Linked DNA regions of Homo sapiens: region 2 is linked to region 1. Evidence: chromatin contacts called from ENCODE Hi-C or POLR2A ChIA-PET data. All regions are on one chromosome and are shown on one strand. The core of a region is the stretch at or near the end of the contact, and the rest is flanking DNA. Distances in the headings are between cores, read along the strand shown.

Region 1 (4,493 bases), core at 1,824-4,323:
TTTCATTAAAAATTTTCTAAAACTATTCACCAGAGTCTGAAAGAAGATGATGGCTGCTAGAGGTGAGCTCCACACTCCTCAAGAAAGATATGGCTGGAGTTTGAGACCAGCCTGGTCAACATAACAAGACCTCTTCTCTAAAAAAAAAATTTTTTTTAAATTGCTGGGCATGGTGGCATGTGCCTGTAGTCCCAGCTACTTGGGAGGCTGAGGTGGGAGGATCATTTGAGCCCAGGAGTTTGAGGCTACAGTGAGCCATGATCATGCCATAGCATTCTAGCATGGGTGACAGAACTAGACCTTATCTCTAAAAAAATATAAGCCTCAAACTCCAGGGGTCAAGTGATCCTCCCACCTCAGCCTCCCAACTAACTGGGACTACAGGTGCATGCCATCATGCCCAGCTAATGTTTTTTTACATGTTTTTGTAGAAAGTAATTCTTACTATGTTGCCCTCCCGCCTCAGCCTCCCAAAGTGTTGGGATTATAGGAATGAGCCACCGGGCCCAAACTAAAATAAATTTTTTTTTTTAAAAAAAAGATATAGGCCTGGCATGGTGGCTCATAGCTGTAATCCTGGCACTTTGGGAGGTCGAGGTGAGAGGACTGCTTGAGCCCAGGAATTCAAGATCCACCTGGGCAATACTGTGAAACACTGTCTCTACAAAAAATACATAAATTAGCTGGGCACGGTGGTGCATGCCTGTAGTCCCAGCTACCTGGCAGGCTGAGGTTGGGAGGATCACCCGAGCCCAGGAGGTCGAGGCTGCAGTGAGCCATGATTGTCATGCCACTGTACTCCAGCCTGGGCAAAAGACCCTGTCTCAAAAAAAAAAAGAAAAGAAAAGAAAAGAAAAAGAAAGATATGGCCTGATATAGAGCCCTGTAGTCTAGCGGAGCCAGACTTGGAATTCACCCATTAGCAAAACCTTTTGGAGATAAAAATATTTTTTCTAAAAAAAAATTTTTTTAGAAAAGGCTTTATAACTTTTCACTTTGGTAAGAAGGACAATTTTACAAAGTAATGTCTACTCTGGCCATAATTTCATAAAGGAGATGACTTTTTTCATAGCAAAGATGTAGATCAGATATGAAATTAGGATAAAACAAGTTTTTTCATGTTAAATACATTTTGCTTGTTTTTTTTAAAAAAAAACAAAACGCTTTTTGCTGTTTTCCTCTTATTTCTTCATGTGCACAGAGCACTAAAACTAAAATGCTGTGTACAATCATAGGAAGCTCAAATATCTTGCTAAAGACCCCTGATTAACAGGGGCTCTGACTGCCTGCCTTACCCCAAATGCAAGCTCTCATCACTAAGTAGGCATTTAATAAATGTCCTTTGATGATAAAAATTATGAGGACAGAGTGGGTTTATAATTTTTTTTACAGTTAAGAAATTACATGCTAGAGGTAGAAAGGACTTAAATTTCTTTTCCGAAGTCACACAACCAGTTTTAAAAGGAGCCGGTGCTGGAACTGAAGTCTTCTATCTCCTGGTTCCAAATCCTTTTCCCTTAGACTCCACTGACATTGATAAAGGACGTCTAAAATGATGTCCCTTATTTCCTTAGGGGGAACATGTTTATTTACCCAGGCAAAGGTATAATGAAATCAAACATCAAGGACCTATTACCAGATATAAAGATAACATCAACTGAACAGATGTTGGGAAAATTGGGGGTGTCAGGTTAAAGTTGCAAAAAGGCAGCATAACAGGGAGTGAAGCTTGGGGGCGGTGGGGGAGGTGAAGGAGGGGGCGGCAAGGGGTGAGGGTGGGGGCAGGGGAGCCAGGAATGTTTCTCTATGATAAAACAGCTGCTGGAGTGGCCAGGCTGAGCTTATGCAGATGTTAATTGATTTCTGGAGGTCCGGAAAGGCTTGTTAGACAAGCTTTAAAACGAGAGGAGGCCAGGCATGGTGGCTCACGCCTGTAATCCCAGCACTTTGGGAGGTAGGTGGATCACCTGAAGTCAGGAGTTCGAGACCAGCCTGGCCAAAATGGTGAAACCCTGTCTCTACCAAAGTACAAAAAATTAGCTGGGCGTAGTGGTGCATGCCTGTAATTCCAGCTACTCGGGTGACTGAGGCAGGAGAATCGCTTGAACCCAGGAGGCAGCGGTTGCAGTGAGCCGAGATTGCACCACTGCACTCCAGCCTGGGTGACAGAGTGAGACTCTGTCTTGAAAAAAAAAAAAAGAGGCCGGGCACAGTGGCTCACGCCTGTAATCCCAGCACTTTGGGAGGCCGAGGCGGGTGGATCACGAGGTCAGGAGTTCGAGACCAGTCTGACCAACATGGTGAAACTCCATCTCTACTAAAAATACAAAAATTAGCCTGGCGTGGTGGGGTGCGCCTGTAATCCCAGCTATTCAGGGGGCTGAGGCAGGAGAACCACTTGAACCCGGGAGGCGGATGCTGCAGTGAACCAACATCGCGCCATTGCACTCCAGCCTGGGCGACAGCGCAAGACTCTAATCTCAAAAAAAAAAAGCATCCATTTAACTCAGATATCACTAGATACATTTATGACTGAGTGTAGTCTGTGCAAAATAGCATTGAACAATTACACTTTTGTATGCACCTCAATGAAGTATCTTTGTATATTATATTTCTGGTGTATTAAATAAGTATAGGGTAAGCCATGCATCTTAGGTGAGTTCAACTACACAAGAAAAGAAAGAGGAAGTGAACTTACCGTGACAAACGGTTTGATATAATTCGTGGTGAAAACCAAAAGGCTTCCTACAACCCAAACCGGTTATAGAAAGGGAGCCAGTAAAAGTAAGTAATAAAACAATGCTTGTTTAAATTTTTGTCGCATGAAAGGCTCTACAGCAATGTAAACTGTGTTACAGGCACTAACATTCTTGTAGGATTCGAGGTCTCTGAATTGTTGAGCATCTGTCTTCAGAGTGCTTTTTAGTATCTAAGAATGTAACATGGGGCAGGAAGCAGAGAAATCAACCAAAAGTAAGGTTTTCATGTGCCCAAAGGATGTCACCGCAAAGATCATAGGAGATAATGTGGACATATCTGAAGAAGTGCCTTCTGGGCTGGCTGCTTATGACTGCTGTCCCTGGCACATCCGGCTGTATATACCTGCTGGCTGAAGTTACTCTCTCAGCCTCCTGGATATATTCAGCTTCAAATGCAGCTTCCCTTCTCCCTCCTGGTAACAGTCAGAGAAGCCTAGATCCTGTTATCAGTTCCTAGATTTCTTCTCAACATTTCACGGCATTCTCTCAATGAATTAACCTTGCCCTAATTTAATTAGCCGGCAAATTCTCCCTTGTAAATTGTCCTAGTTTAGTTTAGTCTCTAGGTGGTTCAGATATAAGGATGTTGCAATACAATGCAAAAAAGTCAGAGTCCGAAGTGTCCGTGAACATTAAGACTGGGTGTTTGTTTGTGTGTTTGTTTTGTTTGACTTTGTTTTTGCACAGGGCATTGTTTTTGTTTACTGTGGTGCTTAGCCCATTGGATGTATTAATTGGATATACTAGTCAGAGATTTTTCTGATTACGTCTGAAATCGAAATTCTTTTCTTTCGCAAATACTTGCCTAGATGTGGTCTTGGTGGGGAGCAGCCCCAGCCAGGGCTATTACACTTAAAGGGAAGATACTGACCATGGCTGGGTGTGGTGGTATGTGCCTGTAGTCCCAGCTACTCAGGAGGATTGCTTGAGCCCAGGAGTTCATTCTCTCCTATAGCCGCATTCTAGCCTAGGCAACATAGTGAAACCCTTGTCTCCTATAAAAAAAAAAAATAATAAAAAAAGAACGTGAAGGTGTGAGTGGCATTATAACCTTATTTCTCTTTCAGAGGGGCCGCTATAATACACACCTTGGTTGCCACATTCCAGTTCAGCTCTATTCATCTAAAAATAATCAGTTGCTTGGCTGATCATGGTACTATAATGACATTCAAATTCAGAACAGTAATACAACTTTTTAACATAAGGAAAATGTAAATAAACATAAATGAAGACATGACACTGTATTTTGATTTACCTGATTAGCTAATAGGAGGTACAAAACAGGCATTCCCATACACTGCCTGTGCCTACAAGCTCCTGGAAATTTTGAGAATGTGTATCAGTATTGTCATTAGTTTGCTAGGGCTGCGGTAACAAAGTTTCATGGATTGGGTAGCTGAAATGACAAAAATTTATTTTCTTTCAATTCTGGAGGCTAGAAGTCCAAGACCAAGGTGTAGGCAAGGTTAGTTTCTTTCAAGATCTCTCTTCTTGGCTTGTAGATGACCGTTTTCTCTCTGTCTTCATATGGTCTTCACTTCGTACATATTCTGTGTCCAAATTTCCTCTTCTTATAAGGACTCCAGGCATATTGGATTAGGGCTCACCTAATGACCTCACTGTAACTCATTATAATTACCTCCTTAAAGATCATATCTTCAAATACAGTCACATTATGAGATATGGGAATTAGGACTTCAACAAATAGACTTACAAAAGGACACATTACTGCGT
Region 2 (4,054 bases), core at 441-2,940, 240 kb after region 1:
ACCCAGCTCTACCACCCCCTAGCCGTATGCTTGTTGGAGAGACATTTAACCTTTCTGGATTTCACTGTTTTCATCTATAAAATGAAGGAATTGAGAGGGAGGATCTCCACAATGCTGTCCCTGATCCATAGGCAACAGTGTTTTTCAAAGCCACCAGGGTTGAGAAGTGCTGGTCCATGGTTGCTTTTCCGAGCTCAGGATTGAAAGAGTCCTTTGGCTAAAGAGCTGAAGAAGAAAGAGGATGCTCTCACCCTATTCAGCTTTTGGTTCTTCCCAGTCTGCTACAAGACCAGGGAAAATGTGAGTTACTCCTCCAGCCACAACTACAGCAGGCAGGTGGAGGGTGGGGGATGACATGTGGCACAGCACTTTGCTGGACTTTAGTGTTTGGGGATAATGGACTCCTGAGATTTCTCCCACGCCATCCGGCTGGGATGACTATGGCTCCTTTCTCAGGGATGCCCCGCCTTTCCCTCCTGCTCACAGGGAAACTGCCGGCAGCTCCACACTGGCCTGGCTTTTGAATCTATGTGCCATATGATTTTTTTTTTCTTTCACGAAAGGCCCCTGCTTGCCAAAAAGGAGGTTTTTCAGACCACTGACCTATGTAAGGGGCAAGCTCCCTGGGTACTTCACTGCCAAGAACAAAAAACATCCATCCCCCTTATAAACTCCCCAGGGCAGTGCAGTCTAAGCCCCTGAGCATGGCATTCAAGGCCTTCGGCGATCTGGCCCCGCTCCCCCTTCTGTGGCAACTGCTACCACTCCATACTTGACTTTTCACATTCCAGCAACCAGAGCTGTTTGTAGTTCCGGGACACACCACGTGCCACATTCCTGTGTGTCCTTGCAGACGCTGTTCCCTCTGCCTAAGAGAACCTCTTCCTTCCACTTTGACCACCTAAGAGAACCTCTATGCATTCTTCAAAGCCCTAATAGTAGCTGCCCACGAACGCCTTCCTTGATCCCGCACATGTTAGTTACCCGGCCTCTGGGCTATTCTGTCCCCTCTGCTCATCACTAGATCCGAAATCGCTAATTTACAGGCAGCGCAGTGGGATGCTTTTGGATTCGGGACACCTGGGCCCAGACCCAGCCGCCCCACCCCGGCGCCCCGGGCTTGTGCACAGCAGGAGCCTCCGCCCCGCGGGTGTGGGTTGGACGAGGCCAAGGGCAGCGGCCGGCCAGGGGCCAGGCCAGAGTCCAGCACTGCCCTCGGAGGAAGCCGGGTGGGGGCGGCGCTCCTGAAGGCTCCAGCCCCGGGGAGGGAAGCCGGCCCCGCACCTCCCGCACTGGGCGCTCAGACCCCTGGTGCTTCCACGGCGTCTGAGGGTTTCTCAGCCACCGAAGGGTGTCTCCGCCGCACCCAACGGGTCCCCCGGTGGAGAGATTTGCCTTCACATCAGATTAAAGGGGGTTCCGTTTGGTGAAGGCGCCCAGGCTCATCCCCCACGTTTCCGCACTGGGTCTGAGATGGAAAGAAAGCGGGGGACCAGAGCCCTTCTTCCAAAGAACGGAAAGCGCCCCACCGCGACGCCCCGGCCCCGCCCAGGGGCCCTGCGAGGGCGGCCCGGAGACCCCGCGGCCGCTGGCGGGGCGCGGCTTTCCCAGGCTCCCGGCGCCACCTGGTGGCCCGTGGCGCGCACTGTAGTCCCCGCTCGGGAGGCCCCCTTGGCTCGGATCCCACTCCACGTGGGCGGCGGTAAGACCGGAGTTCCTGAACAAAGGTGAATGTCGTTCCAGGAACCTGCCGCGTGGGGACAGAACTGAGGCGTGGGACCGGGCAGACCTACGTGGATTCAGCTCCTACCCCAAAGCCCGCCCGCCTGTGAAGCAGGGGCCTCGGTTTGAGCTCTCCAGGCGCACCTGCTTCCCCTGAGGGAATTAACTCAAGAACTCACCCATCACTTCTCTTTAAAACCATTCCCTTTTTTCACTGAAGTTAATTCGTAAAATTAGCCATATCCAATGCAACTATTATTTTTTCCCCAATACGTGCTAAAATAAAATATATAGGTATTAAAGGAGGAAAGACAGTTTTCTTCACTCTGGGTAACACCAGTCCATGGGATCAAGTTCAGAACCTAAGCCTGTCCTGAGGCCTGCCCGGTGGCTCGTCCCTGCTTCTTCTGTCTCCTTCCGATTCAGCCACAGCGAACCCTCACCTGTCCTCTCCTGGAATATGGCAGCGTCACGGTGCCAAAGATCCCAGAGGGTTGTCCTCTTTTCTCAGGTTGTACTGCTTACCTAAGAGAGATCTGAATTTGGGGAAATGAATTAGTCTCTAAAGTTTCATGCCCTTTAAAAACAAAACCTTGACAGAGACAAAGGCAAGTAACTGTTTATTAAAATCGGAATGAGCTTTGAGCTCCTGGACTCATACAACAGGCATCTGTTTCTTCTTGATTTTATGAGGCTCCTCTAGCAGTTCTGTTCCTCACCACCGAGAAGCACACAGGTTGTTTAGCCACTGATCTCGAGTGAACGTGTTGGAACCATGCATACTTCACTACCTGACGCTAACACTGTTTCCAGAGCTCTAGAAGCCAAAACAGCGCCTGGGTACAACATGGATTCTTGCCATTGTGTTTCTGGGCTCTTTCAGCATAGCTGTCTGAGCTACACGGTTCTGGCCAAACTGATTTACAAACACAACACAGCATTGCAAATCAGTCACAGTGCAAGTCTATTCAGGGAAATTTCATGGATAATTCTAATCTAGGGACAGTGTTGGGGGTTGTTAGCAGAGAGCTCCCTTAGTCTGACCAGTCATGACGCTGCTTGGGGAAAAAGCTTCCCCGGCCCTGCAGCAGCGGCCGTCCTGGACAGACTGAAATGAAAGGCTTCAGAAGAGATGGAACAAGGTTTTTTTTTTTTTTTTTTTTTGAGACAGAGACTCGCTCTGTCGCCAGGCTGGAGTACGGTGGCATGATGTCGGCTCACTGCAACCTCCGCCTCCCAGGTTCAAGCCATTCTCCTGCCTCAGCCTCCCAAGTAGCTGGGACTACAGGCACCTGCCACCACGCCCAATTTTTGTATTTTTAGTAGACGGGGTTTCACCATGTTGACCAGGATGGTCTCGATCTCCCGACCTCGTGATCCGCCTGCCTCGGCCTCCCAAAGTGCTGGGACTCCAGGCGTGAGCCACCGCGCCTGGCCCGGAACAGGGCTTTTTCTGGCTCTGTAAGTCTCCCATTCATCCACACCCCCTAGATCAAAATAACCCCATTGTTGTTAGTGATTAAAAAGTAATTCAGGCCGGGTGCGGTGGCTCACGCCTGTAACCCCAGCACTTTGGGAGGCCAAAGCGGATGGATCACGAGGTCAGGAGATCGGGACCATCCTGGCTCACACGATGAAACCCCCGTCTCTACTAAAAATACAAAAAATTAGACGGGCGTGGTGGCGGGCGCCTGTAGTCCCAGCTACTTGGGAGGCTGAGGCAGGAGAATGGCGTCAAGCCAGCAGGCAGCGCTTGCAGTGAGCAGAGATAGTGCCACTGTACTCCAGCCTGGGCGACAGAGCGAGACTCCGTCTCAAAAAAAACACAAACAAACAAACAAAAAAAAGCAATTCGAAGCCTGGCGCGGTGGCTCACGCCTGTAATGCCAGCACTTTGGGAGGCCGAGGCAGGTGAATCACCTGAGGTCAGGGGTTCAAGACCAGCTTGACCAGCATGGTGAAACCCCATCTCTACTAAAAATACAAAAATGAGCCGGGCGTGGTGGCACATGCCTGTAAGCCCAGCTACTCAGGAGGCTGAGACAGGAGAATTGCTTGAACCTGGGAGGTTGCAGTGAGCCGAGATTGCGCCACTCCACTCCAGCCTGGGTGACAGAGCAAGACTCCATCTCAAAAAAAAAAAAAAGTAAAATAAAATAATAAAAAGTAATTGTGGTTTTAAAAATTCTGGCAATATGCAAGTTTATGAGAAGAAATGAGAAGTTCCTGTAACCCCACCCCCAGCCACCATAATTCAAGTGCTTCTGGAAGAGGCTTGCCCTGAACCTCAGGCAGACTTCTTAGTATGGGTCTCAAACCAGGCCAGCCTGGG

What was found. Hi-C counts contacts between places; a loop is a spot of excess contacts on that map. ChIA-PET counts read pairs that join two places held with the same protein, here RNA polymerase II (POLR2A). Pooled maps may share reads with other maps.
Region 2: a loop to region 1 is called in a pooled map, with 4 times the contacts of the local background. The contact joins two enhancer-like sites. A Hi-C loop is called at or near these places in 1 of 168 maps with a recorded cell type or tissue (posterior vena cava) and 7 of 50 pooled maps. POLR2A ChIA-PET finds 5 or more read pairs at or near these places in 3 of 52 experiments (IMR-90, K562 and T-cell).

Annotation. Positions count from the first base shown.
Region 1 is chr2:171,209,556-171,214,048 of GRCh38, reverse strand. It overlaps a transcript of TLK1 not described here. Among named protein-coding and RNA genes, the nearest start is that of TLK1, 51 kb to the right of the region's middle. Within about 2 kb of position 3,073, at least 6 of the 41 ENCODE cell types and tissues checked have a DNase peak (open chromatin) inside an H3K27ac peak, as active enhancers do.
Region 2 is chr2:170,971,172-170,975,225 of GRCh38, reverse strand. It overlaps LOC124906091 (a long non-coding RNA gene), which reads right to left. Exons shown (of 3, transcript XR_007087293.1): 3 at 1,705-2,258. Among named protein-coding and RNA genes, the nearest start is that of GORASP2, 44 kb to the right of the region's middle. RefSeq lists silencers at 1,051-1,300, 1,441-1,750. Within about 2 kb of position 1,690, at least 26 of the 41 ENCODE cell types and tissues checked have a DNase peak (open chromatin) inside an H3K27ac peak, as active enhancers do.